Regions from separate parts of the Homo sapiens genome. Here region 2 is linked to region 1. Evidence: chromatin loops called from intact Hi-C (ENCODE). Cell type or tissue: PC-3. All regions are shown on one strand. Each heading gives the region's core, and the rest is flanking DNA. Links, peaks and the distances in the headings are about the cores only. Region 1 has its middle 250 kb from the start of SHOX2. Region 2 has its middle 290 kb from the start of VEPH1.

The links. Hi-C counts contacts between places; a loop is a spot of excess contacts. Peaks named below come from ENCODE experiments on the same cell type or tissue, not always from the same donor. Only the 100,000 strongest peaks of a DNase experiment are listed, where the experiment ranks them.
Region 2: a loop joins it to region 1, with 2.9 times the contacts of the local background. A loop is called at or near these places in 2 of 110 quality-filtered maps.

The regions. Positions count from the first base shown.
Region 1 is chr3:157,850,463-157,862,614 of GRCh38, reverse strand. No RefSeq gene overlaps it. Among named protein-coding and RNA genes, the nearest start is that of SHOX2, 250 kb to the left of the region's middle. In PC-3, for the core only: no CTCF peak of the experiment used is centred there; a DNase peak (open chromatin) is centred at 6,434.
Region 2 is chr3:157,787,287-157,799,438 of GRCh38, reverse strand. No RefSeq gene overlaps it. Among named protein-coding and RNA genes, the nearest start is that of VEPH1, 290 kb to the right of the region's middle. In PC-3, for the core only: no CTCF peak of the experiment used is centred there; a DNase peak (open chromatin) is centred at 4,428; H3K27ac peaks cover 670 bases.

The DNA of each region.
Region 1 (12,152 bases), core at 4,453-8,452:
TTGATTGATTGATTGATTGATTTTGAGTGTACTCTCTAGAGTATAGCACTGCATTTTCAGAGACTTATCATTAGCAGGAAAAGAATGCATCACATGGCACCTCTAATAGAAGCTTGATTGATTTTCTATTTGTTGTTTGCAATTGATGATGATCACTCCAAATTTGATAATTGTTTGTAATCTACTACAGACACCACAGGCTGAGTTGAATAACAGCCTTGTATAAATAAAACACAAAGTGCTTCTCTCAAATGCAGCATAAGCACCAGAGGCCAGAATTCTATCTCTGTTCTCTGCAGGTGGGACCTTGTGCAAGACACTTCCATGATGCTGGCGTCTTTTAGACTTCATGCCTTCTAAATTTCTTTCCGACTAGGATATTTTAAGAATTGGTGCTACATTCTGTTCCTTGGTGCACTGTGGATGCCCAGAACCTGAGTTGGGAAGGAAAATAGAGGCACCACTCATGGAGGATTTTTGTTTCAAAGGCAATAGATAAGGCGAGGATTGAGTATGGTCAAAATTGCCCTGCAAAAGTGTCTTACGTAGACTTTTCCTTTGCTTGTACATCAGGTGAAGAACTGAGATTGGCTCACATTTAGGAGACATAAAAAACAAACAAAATAAAACTTAAAGCACCAGAGATCCATTCAGCAGGAGAAGACACATAATGAGAAAGGTTATAAGACCTGAGACCAGCGAAGGGAATGGCAGCAGATGCAACCCTCATATGTCGTCCTTTGGGCCCATGTGCATTGAGTGGAATGGCAATTGGTGTGGCCTTCACAACAGAATGTTCTTTTCTGTCTCTGGTGTGTGGCTGAATTTGCTCAAGTTAAGTGACCATGTGTGTAATATTAGGGGCACAGCTACCATTTATTGACCAGACCATGCTTCTGAAAGAATTAGGAGGAGGAGCCTAAAATGTTTTAGCGGCAAGATTCACTGTTTTAAAAATTCAATGCTATGGGAAGCATTTCCCCTTCCACCCTTCTTCTGCTTCTATGTCTCGTTTGGAAAGCAGCCAGTACACCCTCTGATTTCTTCCCAAGGCCAAAGAAATGCCAATTCAGCATTGAGAGCCATCAGGAAGTGATTGAGAGGCTGGCAAAATCCCAGATCTTATGTTTAGGACTGAACAGTGTGAGGGGGGTCTTTTTATTTCTCACAGAGAAATGTGAAGACATTGTATTCCTCAAGTAGCAAACATTGCAAAGGAATGGACATGTGGATTTAGATGTAGCTCCTGGACTAATTTAATTTGGTTATCACTGTTCACTTTTTGATACAGGAGACTCATTTCTGAGCATCTCCTTTGAACTTTTAAAGACAAGAAAATCCCAACAGTTTCCAGCTTTCACCACAACTATTATCACATTCCAAACTAATGAATCTAAGTATGAAGAGAGGGTAAAATTTTAAGGAAAAAAATCTAAAGCCTTTAGACAAATTAAGATCTTAAAACATAAAAGAGTGAAGAAAATTAAGTACGTGCTCAGCCTCTCGGTTTTATTTTGTATTGAATGGAGTTAATATAAGCCCAGATAAAGCTGGGAACTAAAATGCTTAGGTTGTGGAGCTTGTTCAGTAAAAAAATTGGAATTCATAGCTGGATTCTCAAACTTGGCCACAGAGGTTGGTCCTTAGGTGAGCCGGGGAGAGGGGAGTTCAGCCACTTAGCACAAACGCCACAGATGCTCAGTCTTCTGCGTGGGGCACTCATCTTCTCTCTGATGCCTTCCTACCCCTGCCCTTGCTCTAGGCCTCTATCCTGCTATCCCTATTCCCTTCCAGCTCTTACCTCACTGTTAACCAATCACTCTAAACCATTAGCCAAGAATAGCTTAAGGTGTTTTATCTCCCATTCAATAATTCAAACTTCCAAGGATTGACTCTCAAAAGGAAACTTTTCAGGTATGAGGAAAGACATTTTGAGAGAGGGAGCCCCGCCCCCCCCCCCCCCGCCCAGCTTATAAAAACTACTGTTGGGCAACTCATTCTCCTTGCTATCACTCACAAATAATTGGTTTAAAAAATGCTTCTTTGCCAGAATATTAAACTCCACAGGGGCAGAGACAGTACTAGTCATTCTGTCTCTAGGACACAGCGTGGTGTGAAAAGTGTGCTCAAAGATGGAAACGGAGGAAGGTTTTAGAGTCAAGGAATGGTAGAGCTAGGGGGCTACTTGGAGTTTGTCTAGTGCTCCCTCTCACCACAGATGAGAACAACGAAGACTAGAAAAGATAAGGGCAACTGAGAGTTTTTGGCACCATGCTGTGTAGTATTCCAGGCACGCATTACTTTGTTATATAATTTCATACTTCTAATATGTTTTTATGGTTAAAATTTTTATCCTCATTACAGATCAGGAGACCAGGTCTTCTAGAGGGTAAATAACTTGCCCAAAGTCATGCAACTGGCCAGTGACAGAGCTGGGATTTGAAATCAGATCTGTCTGATTCTAATGTGTATCTTCACCTTGTCTCAGCCACCTGTCTCCTGGGAAAATGTTTTGGGATAAGTAGCTGTCCAGGCCCAAGATTGCAGAGCTTATTAGAGGCAAAGCCAGCATTAAACTTGACATTATTTGACTCCAATCCAGTTTGGGGTCACTGATTGGCTGTAAGTAACTCTTTGGGATGCCATAGTTGGCTCCATTATATTAGTTCATTTCAAACACTGGTCTGGCCAGTAACAATATCTCAGTACAATAGCTACCAGAAGAGGCCTTATTCCACGGCCCCTCTCTTCTGCTGTCATGGGAATGAGCTCACATTTCTGACCACCCTAGGTTTTCCTTCTCTTTAGGGGTTTTTCCCAATGACTTGTATGTCTTCACTCATTCTTCAGCCTTTTCTTCTCTGAGTTGGCAGCTGTTCTGGAAGAATGACTTTGCTCTTGCAGGGCCTCTGCAAAATCCTTGGCATAAGTTGAGAATGATTTCCAAAAAAAAAAGATAATCATTTTTGTGTTTTCTTCTTTGTGTTCCATATAAATTTGGCCGGGCTGCTTGAGAGATTAGCAATCTGATCATGTTACCTACCACCCATCTTACTGTCACTGTTCCCCACTGCCCAAGGCCTTAACAGGACGTGCTTCTTGTATGGGCTCACTCTGCTCCCCAGGTTTATTCCCCTATGCTTTCTGCCATGTATCCCTTGCTTCATCCATAAGAATTTCCTGATTTTTCTATGCCCTCCTATGTCTATATGCCCATCATTCCTTCTTCTCTGATGGGTAAATTCCAGCTCATTTTTCAGAATCTAGCTCAAATGTGTCACTTTTCTAGTGCCTCTCTCAACTCCTGCAGGGCAGTGCTAGTGACATCTGGGTTCTCTGTAGAGTACTTTGCACAAATCTCTCTGATAAGGGAAGCAGCAGGGTAGTAGGCTTAGGAGCATCTATTTTGCATTCAAATCCTGGGGCTGCCTCTTTCCAGTTATATGACCTTGAGGAAGTTACTTAACTTCTTAAACCTTGTTTTTTTTTTAATTTAGAAAATAGGGGTAATAATAATAATGCTGCCTCATGAGGTCATTGTGAGAATTATGTTGATGATCCATGTAAGGTGCTCGGTACAGTGCCTGGGGACACAGTTGGTGGTCAATGACTTACACCCTCATTGTGATGTAGCTTTTTTTTTTTTTTAAATGCCTGTGTCTCCTACTAGATTATAAGCTTCTAGAGATCAGGCATTTGAGTCTTTTCCTTCTATGGGTCTTCCCCCTGGTACATAGTAGGAAGAACAGCCACATGGGTGAGTGGTCAGTGCAATTGACAAGGGCTCTGTTCTCAGAAAGGTCCTGTGTTTGGGGTTAACTGCACTACAGTTGCTGTCTTGAAGTTCTTAATAATTTTATCTTTACATTTGTATTTGTCTGGGTTAGTGTAAGTGAAGTCCAATGGGACAGTGAGGTGTGTGTCAGGGGGCTCAATGCCTGGGCTCACACTGCCTTGCCACTTCTCCAGGATGGGCTCTAGACTGCCTGCTTCATGCCTCTTGGTGCTCTGGCCCTGCCTATCCTCCACTTCCCTACTTGTCCTAATACTGCTGCTGCCTTCTGCTTGAGGTACTAACCAGGTCACACTGCTGAGGTAGGAAGACACTCACATTCTACTGTTACTCTGAGCCCTCAGCAGGGCCTGGGCATGGGTAGAGAAGGTTTACAGTTGAATGTGTGCCTCATGGTGTCTTAGATAGGGCAAGGCAGTGGCTGTACCTTTCCCAGGCTGGAAGCTCCATGGTGAATTTGGTGTATGACTCTGTAGGGGCCTCTCTTCCACTACTAGATTCAGGTGCCAGTGCCTCTAGTGCAAAGGTTGCAGTCCCTTGATGGGGATGCCTGTCTGTTATGGATTGGGGTGGCTGGCTCATGGGCAATGGAGATTGACTTCACTGTCCTGGGTGAGGCCTCTAATTTTCATTTTGCAGTGGGTCTGCAAATTACATAGCCAGCTCTGCTTGTAGGTGCTCAACAACAACAACAACAAATGCTTATTGAAGAAATGCAAGGTGAAGAGGCCAGAGAAGGTAGAGTGAAGATAGAAGAGGATTGGGTTCTTTTTCAAAAATCACAAGCCTAGAAAGGCAGATGGCAAGTGAGTAGACTGCTGGAGAGCTGGAAGGGAACATGCTATTTTATAGTCCAATCTAGAATGACATGTGCTTTTCCATGTTCAAATACATATTCACTTTCCTCTTCTTAGTTCAGTTTTACTCACTTCTTCCTTCCACTCACATTATCCCAAGACCCCTAAAATATCTTCTGTTTTTTCCTTTGCCAGGATGAAACAAGGATCTGCATTTGGAAGATGGGCAATAAAGTGATAAAATCTCATTAGAAAGAATTCCTTATCGTGAATATAATAATGGTGCTCAGACATGTTAAGTGCTTTCTCTTTAGCAGGCATTGTTCATAATGAAAAAGCAACGGGTGATAAATTCTCAGCAGCTTTCAACACAGTCTTTGCAGAGAACTTCCCACGGGTGAGGGGAGAGAGGGACTCTGGCTGAGTGCTTTCCAGATCTTTTACTCTGCTTGCAGCAGTTATCTCTCGGCTGTCCTCCATCTCCAACCCCCACAAACATCCAGTCCCTAATTACTGTGCCAGGAAAGTTCACTTCAGCTGCTACGATTTCTTCCTATATGTTACATGACTTTATAAAAGGGGACTGAGGTAAACTAGGCCAAATCATATCATCAAATATTTATTGAGACCCAATGGAATAAAATAACTCTTCACTTGCTACTTCAGTTCTGGAAACACACACACACACACACACACACACACACACAGGCACACACATAGATGAGGCATCAATTTGGTATCATCTTCAGTGTATTCCGACTAGGCGTATGATTTATAGCAAAACATTAATTAAAATTAAATCATTGAAAAATATCAGGGAGCACAGTGGAATTCTTCATAACAGGGTGTGATCTATTGCAGACAATTAGAAGCATACATCAAGTCATCCAATTTGCCTGTTTGGGAAAGGCAGGGTACAAAAGGCAAAAATTAGGAAGAAATAGACCTTAACAGAGGTTGTTCTGCAAGATCCACCATGAAGTTTCACATCCAACAGTCCTCTTTCTCCACAATACTGAATAAGCCTGCAGTTTCACCTCAAAGATTTTCCAACTTGTAATTTTTCAACCTTCTTCCCAGGGTCTCTGCTAGCCTGAGCCACTGGATCTCATTCTGCCCTCCATTCCCTTTCCTTTCTTTCCCCTCCCCTATTTCTCACATTTCTCTTTCTCCCCCTTCTTCTTTTAAAGCTAGGGACAATGTTTGAAATGCTAGATGTGCCATGTACCTCCAGGCTCAGTAGCATTCATGTGCTGCATGTTTTTACATTAATTTATCAAAACACAAACATAGCAAAACCGCAATGCTAATATAAAGTATATACTCTGTCATTTAAAAAAAAAAGCACCCAGTGAAAATACACAAAACAAACCCAGCCAGCATTCAAACTGCTTTGAAAATAAAGTGGGATTTGTTTGCAAGGATTTAAATTGGTAAATTATTTGAATTTCTCCACCCCTGGGTGAATGATTTAGATGGCCTTGACCCCAGCCTGACTGCAGGGATTAATGTGGGATAATGATTGCTGAGGCTATCATTGCAGCCGGCATCATTAATTATCCTTATTGATTGCAGCTTTCAAAGATAAAGCATTATGCTGACTGGAAAATACCCTCTCCCTGCAAGGTCAAGGCTAAAATAGGGAAGCTAAATAATTGCATTACAAACAAAGAAATAAAAATAACCTCTCAGAACATTGTGTAATTAAGATCCAATTACAACGTTTGTTCTTGTTTATAAAATGACAGAGTTCTTCTTGTCAAGTCATTTTCCCGAAAATTGCTTCAGTACATGATAATTGCATTATAGCAGGTAACCAGAAGGGAGCATTAAAGGAAGGATCAGTTTCCTTGGATAGCTGCCACTGCTCTTGCTGTCTGACTCACCTACGAAAGTGTGAGAGCCCTGAGGGACTCGTCTAAAAATACTAATGATATGTTAAATGAAGGGGGTTAGATGGAGGAAGTAATAATTGGGCCTCAAATCCTATTATATTTCTTTTGGATAGTGTAATGGAGCTTAGAGTTATCCCAAGGATGTTATCGCCGACATCTTTCTTTACCCCTTTCTCTGGCCACATCATTTTCATTGCTGTTAGAATCTTGGCTCCAAAGCCCTATTCGGTTGTAAATATCTCTGGTGAAAGAGATCAGTATTACAGCTTCTCTGCTATTGATCAGATTTTGGATTATTTTTTTCTTTTTTAAAACAAGAGGCTTTTAAGGGTAAAACCCAAAGCTATGCATGGTTTGCTGTGCAAAAATATTTTTAACAAATTGCTTATGTTTTTCTTCCACTAAAGGTCTTCTGCTACATGCCCTGAAGCAGCACCTATTAAGGTTTGATTAGAAAAAGGGTGGCCTTGGGTGCCTGGGAGCTTCTGCAGGAGTGGTGAGTCTACTCTTCAGTGGTGAAGCCTATGACCTATGCCAGGCATCGGGCCTTTCGGGAACTTAGTTCCTTCATCTGAGAAAGTGGGGATCATTAATATGATCCTGCCTAAGTCAAAATGAGTTGAAAACTGAGGAGATAACAATAACAACAACAAAAATCTTCTATAGAAATGATTTCTTATATAGTGGGAGTACTTGAATAGAAGATGTTGTCAAAATAAAGGGTAATGCTTTATACTCCCCTTACTTTGTTAAAGGGAGGCAAGGGAGAGAGTGAGTGAGAGCATGCCACCATTCATGACTTTCTTACAATGGGTTAGGCACAGTACTGAGCATTTTAATTATTTCATTTAGTCCTCACAACCACTCTGTGATAGATACTATGATTATTCTTATTTTATAAACAGATGGGAGAAGCTGAAGCTCAGAGAGGTTAAGTAATTTTCCTGCTAACACACAACTGAGAAGTTGTGGAGTAAAGATTCAAACATGTGCCACAGCTAACTATGAACTCTGCTTCTTTTTGATCCATATAGTTCCAGGAAAGACTATAATTCCAGGCCTGCATCTCTGCTGCTTGAACCTAGTCCCCTTTTTCAGCTTTATCTACTAGCCTCATGCATTCTACATTTCTTACTATAGAAATGAAAGATGAGTACATTCTTCTTGTAAAAATTCTGCCTGGTGCAGTGGCTCACACCTGTATTCCTAGCACTTTGGGAGGCTGAGGCGGGTGGATCACTTGAGGTCAGGATTTCGAGACCAGCCTGGCCAACATGGCAAAACCCCGTCTCTACTAAAAATACAAGAATTAGCTGGGCATGGTGGTGCTCACCTGCAATCCCACCTACTTGGGAGGCTGAGGCACGAGAATCACTTGAACCCAGGAGGCAGAGGTTGCAATGAGCCAAGATCATGCCACCGCACTCCAGCCTGGGTGACAGAGCAGACTCTGTCTCAAAAATAAAATAAAATAAAATAATTTAAAAAATAAATAAAATAAAAAATAAAAACATTCACAAAATACCTAAGTTCATAGAATAGAATGTGGAAGGCCTTTAGGTCTTTAGATGTAGCAACTGTTAAGAGTCTGGTGTGCCTTTTTTACAGCCTTCTTTTTGTTTACATAGATGCAAACACATTATTTTTTATTTTACATATAATGGGATTATAAGTTTTATTCTGCAACTTGTCTCATTTCCTTAAGAGTATACCTAAGAGAGATTTCCAAGCAGTATATAGAGATCTGTCTGTTTATTTATAGACTTCCAGTGTAGGAATGTGTAATAATTTATTTAAACTGACTCTTATTTTGGGGCATTTAGGTTGTTTCCAATTGTACAGTAACAGTCAATGCTACAGTGAACATCTGTGTAGATCTATCTTTATGAACATGTGAATATTTCTCTAGGTTGTATTACTAGAAGTCAAATTTCTGGGGCAAAAGATGTACATGTAGATTTTGATAGATAATAAAAATTTGCCTCTCCAAAAGACGGTACCAATCTATGTTACCATAGAATGTGTATATTGTAAAATATGCATTTTTTCTTCCATATTCACAAACATAGGATATTATTAGTCTTCTAATTTTTCAGTCAGTTTTTTGGATGAGAAATTATAACTTTTCTTACAAGTTGCATTTTTATAGTGAGGTAAAATATTTTTATATGTTTATTGGTCATTTATTAATCTATCTTCTTACATAGCAACCATTAAAATACTTGCTTATTTTTCCATTGAGTTACTTAATAGACATTTGTCTTTTTTGTTTTGTTTTTTATTGAAACATCCTAGCATCCTGGCCTGGTTAATTTGCTACTCTTGCCTAAGTCACTGAAGCTTGAGGAAATGATGCAAAGCCACAGGGATAGTTGATTAATATTCTGTAGTGGCTCTGATAGTGCCATAGGCTGTGTCTTTACTAGACTGTTTCTGGCTGTCTAATCTCCCTTTGTTCTTGCTCAAGTTCCAAGCTTTCCATTGATGTGGTGAGCTACCTGATGGCCTTCTAAAAATTCTTTTTGCTTATGTTAGCCAGAGATCATTTCTATTGATTGCAATAAAAACTCCAAAAGTTATAGTAATTAACAAGAGAGTAGATCATAGTCAAAAGACCCTCAAGGAACTGAGGAAGAGCTGGAATTGGTTACATAGCCTGAAGGGGGATGAAGGCAATGGGAATCCTACTGGTATTCAAAGATTTGAATTTGGCAGACCGTGGCAAGGGGTGGTGAAACAACTATTATGATGTAAAATTATTTGAATTATTGCTTGTGGTGATCTAGAATGAAGTGTCTATTGAGGATAAGACTGTGGATAAAAATTTTGTTATTGTCACAAGGTAGTATGAGGAGACATGAGAAATTCAAGACTATGAGTAGGATAGGTGCTCCAGGGCCCTGGGCATCTTAAATAAAATAAATAAGTCAAGTCTCTTAAGTTTTGACTCAAGGCATTGGGGTGAAACTAGAAGATTTTCATGACGACTTCCAATAATTTCATGAAGACTTTCCAAGACTAGAAGACTTTTAGATGAAGCTAAAAGTGTCTTTTATTTCTTGAAACCCAAGGACTAATGTTACTCAATATCAAATAAAGATTTAATCCTTTGAGATGCCAAACGTGTGCCATCAGTTGAATTCATAGCTTAGTTGGATCCTTTACGTGAAAGTAATTATTCAGTAAAAGAATGAAAGAGAACTGGAATAGAGATATACAAGAGATTTCAGATGACTGGATTATGCTGAGCCCGAATTCCATGTAAAGTTCCCTTGTTCTCCAGATTGAGCAGCTTCTCCTCCATGTCAGATGAGGCTATTATCACATTTCCACCTGAGAGAAGTACCTTGTAAAAGAATGCAGGTACTCATCATTCCCTTCTCCATACATTGTCTCTAGTCACATAATTAGATAACGGGTTAGATGCCAGAGTATGGCTTGGGGCTGATTTTAAAAGTGAACAAGTGAGTAGAGGAACTTATATACCAAAAATAAATGAATTAATTAAAAATTCTTATTGCTGTATAATATTCCATTGTGTGAATATGAAACAATTTATTCATTCTACTGTTGATGGACTTTTGGATTATTTCCAGTTTTGAGATAATATGATAAATGCTTTGCTTATGCGTAGTTTCTGGTGAATTGCATTTTTGTTGGGAATACACCAGGGACAGTATGTATGTTTGATTTTAGTAGATAACAGTTTGTCAAAGAGATTGTACTAATTTACATTTTCACCAGGAGTGTTCAAGACTTTCACTTGCTCCATACCCTTCTTTACCAATACATAAAACTGTTGGTCTTTTTCATTTCAGACATTCTGATGGGTATTCTTACTGAGGTTACCTTACCCTGATGACCAATGAGATTGAATACTTTTATATGTTTATTGATTATTTGAATATTTACTCATGTGAAATGTCTCACATGAGGCATATGATCTAAATACCTTAACCATTTTTTGTTTGATTATCTGCTTTAAAAATTGATCTGTAGGGATTATTTACATAGTCTTTTACTTTGTGGCTTGCCTCTTGCCTAATGGTGTCTTTTGATGAATGTTGATTATCTTCTAATTCTGTCTATGGCATCTTTCTTTGTATAGAAATTTAAATTTTCGAGGTACTCAAAACTGATTTTTTTTGTGGTTTGTAAATTTTGTATATTGCTTAGAATGGCCTTTTTCTGCCTCAAGATTTAAAACCTCATTTTTCATACTTTTAATTCTCTTTTTTTTTGAGACAGTGTCTTGCTCTGTCGCCCAGGCTTGGAGTGCAGTGGTGCAATCTCGGCTCACTGCAAGCTCCGCCTCCTGGGTTAACCCCCATGCTCCTGCCTCAGCCTCCCAAGTAGTTGGGACTACAGGCGCCCACCACCAGGCCCGGCTAATTTTTTGTATTTTTAGTAGAGACGGGGTTTCACCGTGTTAGCCAGGATGGTCTCGATCTCCTGACCTCATGATCCACCCACCTCGGCCTCCCAAAGTGCTGAGATTACAGGCGTGAGCCACCATGCCTCGCCTTTTAATTCTTGTATTAGACTTATCAAAAATATGAAATTGGTTGGTGCTACAAAAGATATCAAAAAATATGTATTTCAGAGAATCAACTATAAGTTATTATTATTAGCAAGAAAGTTAATTAAGGTGACCAGACACAAGATCAACATACAGAAATAACTACATGGCAGTTAAATATACTTAGAAAATTTAAATATACTTAGAAAATTTAAATATACTTAGAAAATTTAGTGAAGATAGGATACCTTTATTAATAGAAAGTAGAAAATAGGATACCCTTATCGATAGAAAGTAGTAACTATTACATAGTATATACCTTGGTCTCCACACTCCCTTTTGCATTTGTAACACTCTCTATATAATAAAACACATTCTTATGAACACATAGATCTGTTTTAAAACTCCTTATTCTATTCCACTGAACTATTTGTCTATTTCTGCATCAATATAATACTATTTTAGTTATGATAACCTCTAAATATATTTTGATATCTGGTAAAGCAAGTGCTATCACATTGTTCATTTTCAAACATTCTTGGCATTTTCTCTTTTACATAAATTTAGAATCAGCTTGTCAAGTTTCATAAAATTTTACTGTTAGGATTTTGATTGGGATTGCATTAAGTGTATAGATTTATTTGGGGAAGGGATTTATACTTTTAAGATACTGGGTCATTTTATTTAGAAACTAGGTATACTTCTTCAATTAATAAAATATTCTCTTATGTTTCTTCATAAAGTTTTAAAATTTTCTCCATATAGTTCTTATTCATTGCATGGACATTTTATGCCAGGGTACTTTATGGCATACAACTGCTCTCTATTGATAAAGGTATCCTATCTTCACTAAATTTTCTAAGTATATTTAACTGCCATGTAATTATTTCTATATGTTGATCTTGTGTCTGGTCACCTTAATTACCTTTCTTGCTAATAATAATAACTTATAGTTGATTCTCTGAAATATATACTTTCTGTTATCTTTTGTAGGACCAACCAATTCCATATTTTTGATAAGTCTAATACATGAACATTTGATTAAAATATTTTGAAAGGCCAGGCGCGGTGGCTCACACCTGTAATCCCAGCACTTTGCGAGGCCGAGGCGGGTGGATCACGAGGTCAGGAGATAGAGACCATCCTGG
Region 2 (12,152 bases), core at 2,673-6,672, 61 kb after region 1:
CCATCTGACAAAGGGCTAATATCCAGAATCTACAAAGAACTTAAATAAATGTACAAGAAAAAAACAAATAACCCCATCAAAAACTGGGCAAAGGATATGAACTGACACTTTTCAAAAGAAAAGATTTATGTGGCCAACAAACATATGAAAAAAAGGTCATCATCACTAGTCATTAGAGGAATGCAAATCAAAACCTCAGTGAGATACCATCTCACGCCAGTTAGAATGGCAATCATTAAAAAGTCAGGAAACAACAGGTGCTGGAGAGGATGTGGAGAAATAGGAGTTCTTTTATGCTTTTGGTGGGAGTGTGAATTAGTTCAACCATTGTGGAAGACAGTGTGGCGATTCCTCAAGTACCTTGAATTAGAAATACCATTTAACCCAGCAATCCCATTACTGGGTATGTACCCAAAGGATTACAAATTCTGCTATAAAGACACATGCACATGTATGTTTATTGCAGCACTATTCACAATAGCAAAGACTTGGAACCAACCCAAATACCCATCACTGTTAGACTGGATAGAGAAAATGTGGTACATATATATCATGGAATACTATGCAGCCATAAAAAAGAATGAGTTCGTGTCCTTTGCAGGGACAGGGATGAAGCTGGAAACCATCATTCTCAGCAAAAACTAACACAGGAACAGAAAACCAAACACCACATATTCTCACTCATAAGTGGGAGTTGAACAATGAGAATATATGGGCACAGGGAGGGGAACATCACACACTGGGGGTGTTGGGGGGTGGGGGGCCAAGGGGAGGGATAGCATTAGGAGAAATACCTAATGTAGATGGGTGCAGCAAACCACCATGGCACATGTATACCTATGTAACAAACCTGCACGTTCTGCACATGTATCCCAGAACTTAAAGTATAATTTAAAAAAAAAAAGTGAAAAAAGAAGAAGAAAAAAAAAAACAAATCCTGTACCCCTTAACAATCACCTCCCAAATCCCCATCCCTCCTAGGCCTAGGAATGAACAAACACACTAATCTGCTTTCTGTCCCTCTAGATTTTCCTGTTTTGAACATTTCATATCAATAGAATCATATAATATGTTCTCCTATGTGATTGACATCTTTCACTAAGCATAATGTTTTCAAGGTTCATCCATGTTGTATCATGTATCAGTACTTCATTTATTCTCATCACAGAATAATATTTCATTTTATGGATAGACTGCATTCTGTTTCTCCATTCGTCAACTCATGGACATTTGGGTTGTTTTCACTTTTATGTTAAGTTTTTGTGTGGACATAGGTTTTCATTTCTCTGGGGTTTATACCAGTGAGTAGAACTGCTAGGTTATGTGGTAACTCGGTGTTTGTCATTTGAGGAATTGCCAGGCTTTTCCAAGGTGGAGCCAGGGGAAAGGTTTTAGTTGGTTTTCTGGAGTGAGAAGGCAGAGGCAGAAGGCAAGATGAAAGTAATGCTGTTTTCCTCTTAAGAAGGTCAAAGGTAATCAGAATTGGCAGTAGCCATCAAGTTGTTGGTAAACTTTCTGAGAGCCTACCATGTCAGAGAGGATGAGAGAAGCCAGAGCTGATATGCCAAAATGTATAGCAACTTTATTTTACCAGATGAACATTTCAAAAATGAATTTTTAAAGCTCCCTTTACTGATGTAGGCATTTCCAACATGAAATGTAATTATAAACTCTAGGCTAGAGCTAGAGCCAGGGAGAAAGAAACCTAGAGCTAGAGAGAAAGGAATTGAGTGTGAGTTGAGAACATGAAGCCAGTGAGAAAGAAAGAAGCAAGTCTACAGCAAGGAAGTACAAAACTTGGTCTTGTGCATGACGTTTCTACCTTCTGTGAGGTTTAAACCATTGTGCAGAAAGGACCATGATAACCTAGTGACAGCTTTGATGTCATCATTATCTCTCTATCCATCTCTTACCCATCTCTCTGTATGACAACATTTTAAAACTCTACACCTTAGTAAAAGATCAAGTATATAGTAGGTGTTTAATGAAAATATGTGGCTGGGCATGGTGGCTCATGTCTGTAATCTCAGCTTTTTGGGAGGCTGAGGTGGGTGGATCACTTGAGGTCAGGAGTTCAAGACCAGCCTGGCCAATGTGGTGAAACCCCGTGTCTACTAAAAAATACAAAAAAATTAGCCAAGTGTGGTGGTATATGCCTGTAGTCCCAGGTACTTGGGAGGCTGAGGCACGAGAATCGCTTGAGACCAGGAGGCAGAGGCTGCAGTGAGTCAACTCTGACTCACAACTGCACTCCAGCCTGGGCAACAGAGTGAGATTCTGTCTCAAAAAAATATATGTGCACTCAATGAATTAATAACTATGTTTATAGATGAATTTGTTGAACAAAGATACATTTTATTCATAAACTGATTGATTTTGAGGAGTAGTTATGTTGAAATTTTTTACCCACCTTTTTTCCCCTTAAATTAGAGTGGGTAGGCTTCTTATTACACCAGAGCTTTCTTCCTAAGATTTACAATTTATTTTTAGTCATTGTTTAGATATTTTGAAAATGGAGTAGGTCCAAGTCAACTTAACTACTTATTAAATGACTACTCTGTGTAAGACACCACATTAGGCACAGGAGAACATGAAGAAAGTGACACTTGTTCTGTGTCCTCAAACAACTTAAAAAAAACTAGTAATATTTTTGTTCCAGTTTTAAATTTGAATCATAGAAAAATGATTAAAAATAAGGCTGTGGGTGAGTATGGTGGAAGGGGTAGACATTGTACCAGCTGTACTCTGCTCTTCCTTGGATTAATCATCATCCTGGGTGTTATCTAAGCAGAACTGTCTATCTGAGGTTATACCACTTAGGTCATAGAAGCCTTGTTTTTCATGGGCCAAACAGAACCAGGTTCTATGTCAAAAGTTTACTAGTAATAAACGATGATAACATTATTAACAACGTGGAGGAAGCAATTCAGTGGCCTGGCTTGTTGTTTATTGATGTTTGCACTGTGGACTGGCACTGTTGTATATATTTTTGTTTCCATCTTATTTAGAGCACAGAGTGACAGGAAATTAATATTTGTTAAACAAACATATGAAGGGCTATTGACAACTCTTTTTTTTCACTCATTTACAAGTTTGTAACAATAACATTTATAAGAGCAAAAAACTTTTTGTGGATGATCCCTGTCCATGGCCTGAAAATACTTCAGGGAGGGAGCAGCAGCGGTGTACCAAGGTGGTGGCTTGGGGTGGAAGTCAGAAGAGCCTTCAGCCAACATATCCATCACAGCCTCTGCAGGCACTGGAGCAAGACCAAAAACATTTCCAAATGGTCCTCCTTAGTGTTCACATTTTCCGAATCATAGGCTTTCTATGGGGTGAGAGTGCCCATTTCCTTCACAGGTGGAATGAGTCTTCCTTTCTGAATTTTGAATAAAATACAGGACCTGAATGGTATCTACATCAGTTAACATTTTTAAAACAAAAAACTGTCCCTCTAGGGTTCACCATATCTGTCTTCTTTTCATCCTCCTGATTGGGAAAATTAAGATCAAAGACAGACACAGGCTTACTTATCATACCCACCCAGGCACATGTGTATATGCACACACTCACTGCTCCTCCATCACCCAACACACAGAGAGGAGACAGAGAAAGTAACGGGGGTGGGGGGGTGTGGAATGGGAAACTATTAGACTTACTTGGCAGTCTTTTTGTATCTGAAAAATTGCAGTGTCCATATCTGACCAAGGCCATAATGGTACCCTAGTTCTAATCGCCAGATTCCTCATTTCATTTCTCAAAGATTTAACTTCTGAAAGACTCAGACGTTGGATAACATATTTTTGAAAGGAGACAGTTTTAAAATAACTACTTAAGTTATTTAAAGATTGTTCCCTTTATTGTTGGACGTTGAGCACAAGGAACTTCAATCTGAATTGCTGTGGGACATTTTGTTTTATGCTACTGTGCAGGAGAATAACAAAATTTTAGTTTAAGACATAGTTGGAATTATTCTTCAAAAATCTGACAGCTATGCACCTACAAATGCCTTGCTTTAAATAACCTTCAGAATCAGTTCTATTATTGTTCACTTACTACATGCTATTAAAAAAAAATGGAGAAAACTAGTGGTAGCAAAATACTGAGCTGACTGTGGGCCTGAGACATGGAATTGCTGGCACTGTGTGGTTCTTTTTGTGAGATCCACAAATTTTAATTAAGGTCCACAATTGCACATCCTTCTATTCAAAGTAATCCAAAATACTTCCTTAGTTTTATAACTCAGTGACTTTTTATATTAGCACTTTTAGATTGACCATGCATATTTCCAAAGTTTGGTAGAGATTAGAGCTTTAATAAGTCATCCAAATATCTCCTTGTGAGACTACTATGTATTTATTGTTTCCTTTTAAAAAAAATTTCATGATAGAAGTGTACTAGCTCCAAGAGGCTGTGAGTCATCCTACTTTAAATAGTAGCGGCAGAAAGAAAAACAAAATACCTTATTTACCATTGGTGATTTCCAAATTGTTGTGTCTTCCAGATGACTTAGAGAGGTTAAATTACTACAATGAATACCATTTTGAAAATATGTTTCTGTTGGTATCCAAAGGCATCAAGTTAAAATCTTAGTTTCATGGAATTTTAACATAACCCACATTTTGGGAGAAGAAAATCACAAAGGTTTTTCATGTACTGTTATCTCAAAACCCTGCAATGTTAGCTGACCACCAGCGTTGTTTTCTTGGGGGTAGATAATGTTTTCCAGCTGTCCCATTACCACCTCTTCCTTGTTTCCTTTATTTGGGCCACCACTTGCTCTTCACTGTAACCAAATAGTCGAATCAGTGTTGACTGTATTGCTATTATAGATTAAAAAAAAAAAAAGAACGAGCTGAGTTTATATCATGGAGCTCTCTATCAATTAGAAATCAAACTCTGAGCTCCCAGGTGACTATCATCAAGGCCTAGAGAAGGATACCAGCCACAGGGCAAATTGCAGAGGGAAAATTCTTTCCTGAAGTACAGAGGTTCTCATAGCTATTAGTTTTAACCCTGCTAAGTCAATTATTTATTGTGAATGTAGAAATGGAATTATAGCAAATGCAGATGTGTATATGAATTCCAATATTGACCTGCTTTACTCAATGCAGAGTCATGAAAAGGGACAATTGCCTATCAAATCCTCATACTACAATAGAACTTTCAATATGTACCCAGAAGGGCAGCCCTCCCAATACTCTATATTGCCTTTTAAAGCAATAGGAGGCTTCTTAAGTCTCTCACAGATTTAATAAAACCTCCATCAAATTTCTGTTGCTGTAGCCCCAAACAATCAAGTCTCAAGGACTTGCGAGGCCTCACCTGGATTTGCGCGGCCCTGGAGCCAGACGGAGTTTTTATTAAACCTGATCTCACACTGTTGGAGATGTCGGTGGAGTTGAGCGAATGAGCAACTGGAGCCGCTCCATGGTGGGACAGATCCAATTGGCAATCCTCTGCGCAGGCATCCCCCAGCACTGCTTGCCTGTTGTATGTTGCAGTGTTTACATAGCGTTTTCACAGAAGGATTCATTTAGGATTAACTTAATTGAATAAACACAAAGCTGCATAATTTATGGACCAAAATAGTTTTTCCTGGTTGGGTTGCTGACTAGCATTTCCTTTCTCCCTAATGGAATATTGTAAAGCCCCCATATTGTTATAATCAGAATTTCATCTTTGAGTTGATTCTGTTCTTTTGCATAATATGATTTTATTATAAGCCAGATGTATAAATAATTGCTCATAAACAGAGCTTTTCCTTCAAGCAAAGTAATGGAAATATATGTATGTATATATACACACAGATGTGTGTATATATATATATATATACACAAATATGGCTTATGTTTAATTTTTTATTTTTCTAATAGAATAAATCCAGTAGCAAAATCTTTTCATTATGTGGATTATACTGAATTCTTGTTAATGTTTCCCCCAAAAAAGATAATTTAGGAAAATAAATACAGTGGCTGAGATTTTGCTAATGAGATAGGATAGAGTAAATGCTGGGAAGATGTAGTGATTGCTTTGGGGCCCCAGAAAATTAGCCATCATGGTACTTCCCTATTTAAGAATCCATAATAATTCCCTGTTGTCTGTTAAATCAAGTTTGGACTGCTTTACTTGTATTTCAAGTGCTTTCATAATCTGGCTTCACCCTACCTGTCCAGCCTGATTAACCCTGCTCATTACTACATGCCTTCCATTAGGGATTGGTGAGCAGTGATAATCACTCCCCATGGGCACCACATATGGCCTCATACCTCATTTGCTGAAAATGCATGATGGTCTTTGCACCTGCTCTTCCCTCTACTTTGAATGCTCGCTCAACTTTTTGTGCCTGCCAGTTGAAATGTTAGCTATTTTTAAAGGTGCTGCATAAAATCCATCATCTCAGGATGAGAAGGAAACTGACTACTCAGTCCTACAGTGAACTTCCACTTCTGTGGTAGGTTGAAAAATGGCACCCCAAAGATATGCCTAATCCTCATCTCTAGAACCTGTGAATATTACTTTATTTGAAAAAAAAAAAAAAACATCTTTGCAGATACAATTAAGGATTTTGAGATAAGGAGATTTTCCTGGCTGATCTGGGTGGGCCCTAAATGCCATCACAAGCATCCTTATAAGAGAAATGAGAGGGACATTTGACACACAGAAGAGGAGGAGGCAAGTGACCGTGGAGGCAGAGATTGGAATGATGTCGTCACAAACCAAGGAAGGCCTACAGCCACCAGAAGCTGGAGGAGGCAAAGATGCAATTCTCCCCTGGATTCTTAGTAAGGAGTGTGGCCCTGATTTTGGATTTCTGGCCTCCAGAACTGGGAGAGAATAAGTTTCTGTTTCTTTAAGCTGCCAAATTTGTGGTAATTTGTTACCATAGAAAATAAATACACCTTGTTTGGAGAGTACTGAACGTTTACTCTGGTACAGGTAAGAATCTAATAGTTCCCTGATGCTTCATATGTAGCTGCTCTCTTCCCAAATAGATTATAAATTCTTGGTAGGCTCTTAGAGGTAACTGGCACAGATATGGTCATAGAATATCACTGAATTCTTTTATAAGTATTGGTTATTTTTAACATACTGGAAGAGACAAGATGCTGGTTGCCTCGCAGTGTTCTGTTGGCAATTGATACTCTTGCTTCAGGTAAATAGTCACCTCTAGAATGTGATTGTGGATCTAAATAAACTGTTTTCTCTTAAACTGTCTGTTGCAAAAGTATAATAGATGTAAGTATTTGATATGTCTTTGTTATCTAGTCCAGTCTCCTCACCTACAAATCCCCTGTGTGGTAATTTTTTGGTTCCCAGGGTTGCTGACACACCTGCAGTCCATTTTCATCTGTTACAGAATGTCAGCATTGTGGCTGGCTCTCACTCAAATTTCTCCTCTTTCCAGAGGAAAGGGTCTAAAGGGTTTATGAGGTTGGCAGTGCTATACCTCGGCTTAGCATTCTGGGCTTATGCAACTACAATGGGGTTAGCAAAATTAGCAGGCACAAGAAACATACAAGGCCAGACCTCATGAGGCCAGCCTGCATTTCCCCTGATGTCCAGGGCTCTCTAGAGCAGAACTCACAGTGTCTCAACATTGGAGCATGGAACATAGCTGCATAGCGAATGAAGCTCAATGTCCTGACCTGATAGTCTTCTGACAATCCTTTAAAATAACTCATTTATAAGGAAGCTAAATTTTCAAGAATGAGTTCCTTCAAATTAAATATTTTGGAATCCATTTTAGTTTGGCTGTTCACAGTAACTTTTATTTGGTCACAAATGTAACTCATGGTAGAAAGTGTAGGCTGGTTATGCCTGGTTCCAACCTTGAGAAATTTAGAACCTCTTCTGAGGTGTATCAATATTTAGAAATTTGAATTTCAGAGGAAAATTTCACCTAAATATTCATCTACAGGAGATCTGAACTAGGCTCTTGGTTCACCGCAAGACTAGTCTCTGGAGACAGAGATGAAAACATTTGATCAAATTAATTTATAACTGCATTTTCAGGCTGTTAAATAGTAACCTGTTGGTTATTCTAAGGGGAAACTTCAATAATAATTCTAATCAAGGGGCTACGGGTATCAAAGTAACTACTGCCTTCCTGCCTGTCTCTATGAGGACAGTTTAAATACTGTAAAAAATAATCAAGACCCCTTTCTCTACTCTTTAATAATATTGTCCCCAAGTGGTACTATTGGTAAGCCTGAGGGCAAATCTCAGGGTATTCTTAGCATGGTTTCCCAGAGAGGGATTCTGTAAGCCAAATCCCCTTGATAATGAGACAAATAGTTTTCCCTGATTTACTGCTAGCCAAAATGTGTGCATTTAAATCTAGGTAACCATACTCATTGTAGCCTTTTTGTTAATTTCTCTTAGGTTGAAGAAAGCCCTTACTAAAGGGAGTTCTTTAGCTGCAAAACTATTTAGATCCTTTTCTGAGTGGTGGCTCACCTGGCTTAACTCTTCAGATACAGTTAAAGTAGAATGGACACAAAGAAAAGTCAATCTAATTTACAAAAAGCAATAACCTGTGATAACCAAATTCATCCAATTGGCTTTTGAGTGTCTCCTCAAAGTTCTAAATTAACTTTCTTTTCAACAAGCTGCAGGTCCGAGTCTCTCCATCTGTTACTCCATAGGATGAGCAGGTAGGCTATAGGCTTACTAATTTTATCACTAACCAGGACCATATTCAGTATAACTAAATTGAAAAAGTTTAAAAATAATTTTAGACACTTTGTAGGGTTTATTGGTTTATCAATGGCTTTTGGATCATATACAGGAACTGTCAGTTAGGCATGTCATCTGATCTTGATCTAGCCTTTTAAAGTTTCTTTTAGCGTTTGTCTACATACCACATCAAAAATCACAGTGGGGAAAGCGAATTCCATTTGTAAGTGGCATGAAAAAGGGCTTCCTCCATATATATACGCATTTCTAATGATTTTCTGTGGTTCAAAGATGAACTGGATGCTCCCTACCAAATGCAAACATACTTCACATTCTGTTGATCCCAGAATGTCACCTAGACTTAATATTGCCTTTGGATTCATGGATGACTTTCTACAGGAGGCAATGCTTTAAGGGTGGCTTTGTCAGGCAGATAAAATGTCAGTGAGCTCTCGGCAGAAGGAACAGCACATTTATATGTAGTTTGGAGACAGCTTGACACCTTGGGGCACTTTAAGTGGTGCCTCAGAGCCAATTGTAGTTCCAAACTATAGTCCTAAACTCAGCCTGGGAAGCTCTCAGCCTGCAGCTTTTGAGTGAAAGTGTGTCAGTCGCTTGCTTTTCAATTCAGAGAATTGCTTTGGTCTCTGCTGTTCCTTTTATGTCCTAAAACTGCCTTCACTTCCATGTGGGTTCCCTGAATTTGGTTCCTTTGCCTTCAGACAAGCACCTTTCTCCTGGCTGGTCTTGGAAACAACAGCTAGCGTGGATGTCTGCCAGGATTTTTATCCAGCCTTTCCCCAAAACAGTCTCAGCTTTCACTGGATTCCTTTCTGGGGGCAGCCTGCAGGGAAGTGACACCAGCTTCTGTCCCAGGCTCCTGGCCCAGATCTTGTCCTTTTTGTATGACTAGGATGGGGATCACTGGTACCCAGGATGCAAAACCAGAGTGGTAAGAAAGGGCCAGATTGCTGAGGCCCTTGCATGGTACATTAAGGTATTTGGAGTCTATCCATAGCTTTGGTGAGCCACTGGGTGAATTTAAGTAGTGGAGTGAGATGATCAATATCCATTTTAGAAAGATGACCTTGGCGGTCTGGAGGAAAGTGAACGAAGTGGGGAATAACAGGAAGCTATGCCAATACTCAAGTTAGAATTGAGGAACAAAGGTAATATCAAAGAGGTTAAAACAAGGAAAGAGATTCAAAATATTTTAAAAGGTAATGTTGATGAGAATTGTTGACTTGGATTTAAAAGTAAGGGAATGGGAAAGAGAGAGAGGTTAAGAAAACTTGCAGGGTGGTGGTGCCATATTACTTGTAATCAGGATCATAGGAGGATGATCAGGTTTAAGGAGAAGTTAATGGGATAACAATGGACTTAGTCATAATATATCTTGAGTGTGAGTCTTCTATGAGGAATCCAGGTAGAACAGCCCAGTACACAGTTGAGACTATGAGGAGAGACGGTTAAAGGTAAAGGCCTATGAGTTGTCATTGGCACCCTAAGTTGTGGTAGAATATTATTCAGCTCTTGATAATTATAATTACTTAAAATGATAATTACTAAGTAGAATGTGAAAACATAAAAAGAACAGGGTAAAAATTGTATCTATTTTGTGACTTCAACTATATAAAAATTGTGTTTATAAACAGATAAAAGTAGGAAAGGGAAATAGAAAAATTAAACAGCAGATTTGTTAAGATGGTGGGTTCTTTTAAAATTTTTCATATTCTGCCTCTTTTAAAAAAGAATTTGCAGTGTCATAAGACTCCATTAATTTTCTAAAAAAGTCACTTCTGTGGTTATAATATTTTTCATGTAATACATTTAAATTGCAAGGGCTGCTGGGTATGGGTGTGAAAATATTAATATGAGATATCATATGAGAAAGTACTTTGTAAACTTCCATGTGAATGATTATTACAATATGAACATGATCCTTTTTCGCCTGTCTAAAGAAGTGATATTTTCATAGTTAGCTTCTAGTATTTTGTGTTCTAGATGTTTGCGTTAGTATACAGATTCTCTACATCATTCTGAAGATCATAGCCATGGAATTTCCTGAAAATTTATAATATGAGCAAAACACAAGTAAAAAAAAAAGGCTTTGATGAAATTTGCTTGGATTATCAGACTCATTTATCGAGAACCTCTATATGCTAGGGGCTATGCTGATGACTTAGGAAAAGAACAAAACATACTCCCTATCTTCAGGAATCTTAGAATTTGGTGTAAGAAATGAAAAGTAAATAAGCAATTATTCAGTGTGATGAATGAGATCAAGGGAGCTTACCAGAATTTTAAGGGAACACATCAAATAAGGCACCAGAGGCTTTCCAGAGAAGATGGTGTCTATGATGAGTGTTGAATAACATGGAGAAGTTGAGTTAAGGACTTGGGGAAAGTACCTTCCAGGAAGGGGAAGGCATCATATGCAAACTCTCAGAAGTAAGAAAGTGTGACACATTCGGGCAACTCGTAGAAGCTTTTACTTTGGCTATTCATAGAGCTGGTATAGAGGGCAAGTGATGCTGAAGATAGAGGGCAAGTCCAGATGGTCTTATTTGCTATGCTCAGAATATTGGACTTGGTCGTGTAAGAAGTGGGGAGTCGTTGGAAGACTAGCAAAGGGAGCAACATAATTAGAAAAGTTATTCTGGATGTAGTGTGTTGAATGATTGGGATGGACCTGGAGGGAAGCCCAAGACCCCTGTAGCTGTTGCTATGATGCAGAAAGAGAATCGTGAGCCTGAATCGGGTAAGCAGGACTGAAGAGTAGAAAATGGAGGTGGGAGCTATTCATGAAGAGGAATCAGCAACACTTGGTGTTGGAGTGTAGAAAGTGAGGGAAAGAGAAGAGTCAAGGATGATCCCTGGGTTTCTGGCTTGGAGAATGAGATCTTTCTCTCCCCTAAGAAGGGGAAAACAGGAGGAGCAGGTTTGGGTTGGTAAGCTCAATTTTGGTACATTGAGTTGGAGGATTCTGTGGGATAGCAGTGTGATGAAAAAAAATCTAATGGGTGGTGGTGTATATCAATCTAGACTTTGGATGAGAGATTTTACTAAGATTTCTCAGGTGAGGGAGCTAAAATCTGAAGTAGACATTAAAGAAGTTAGTACTGTGTGTCTGGCACATATAGGATGCAGATGCAAGTGAATATATCACTGAATAAATTAATGGAGTTGTGGATTCTTTGGAATTGGAGGAAGCTTCAAGGACCATCTAGTCTAATAGATTACACAGTAACTTAAGTTGGATTCAGAAACCTAGGCTTTATGAATTTAGATCCAGTTGTCTTTCTGCTCTATACTGCTGCTGGGGTGGACATAGAAGAGAGAACTGAATGAAGAAAAGCATGAAAGAGGAAACTGGCTTGGTGAGAGCAAGAAGCAGGAGTTTGCTACCAAGTAGTGGTAAATGAGGTGACCATCCCTGACTCTCACCCAACACCAACACACCAGACCAACTT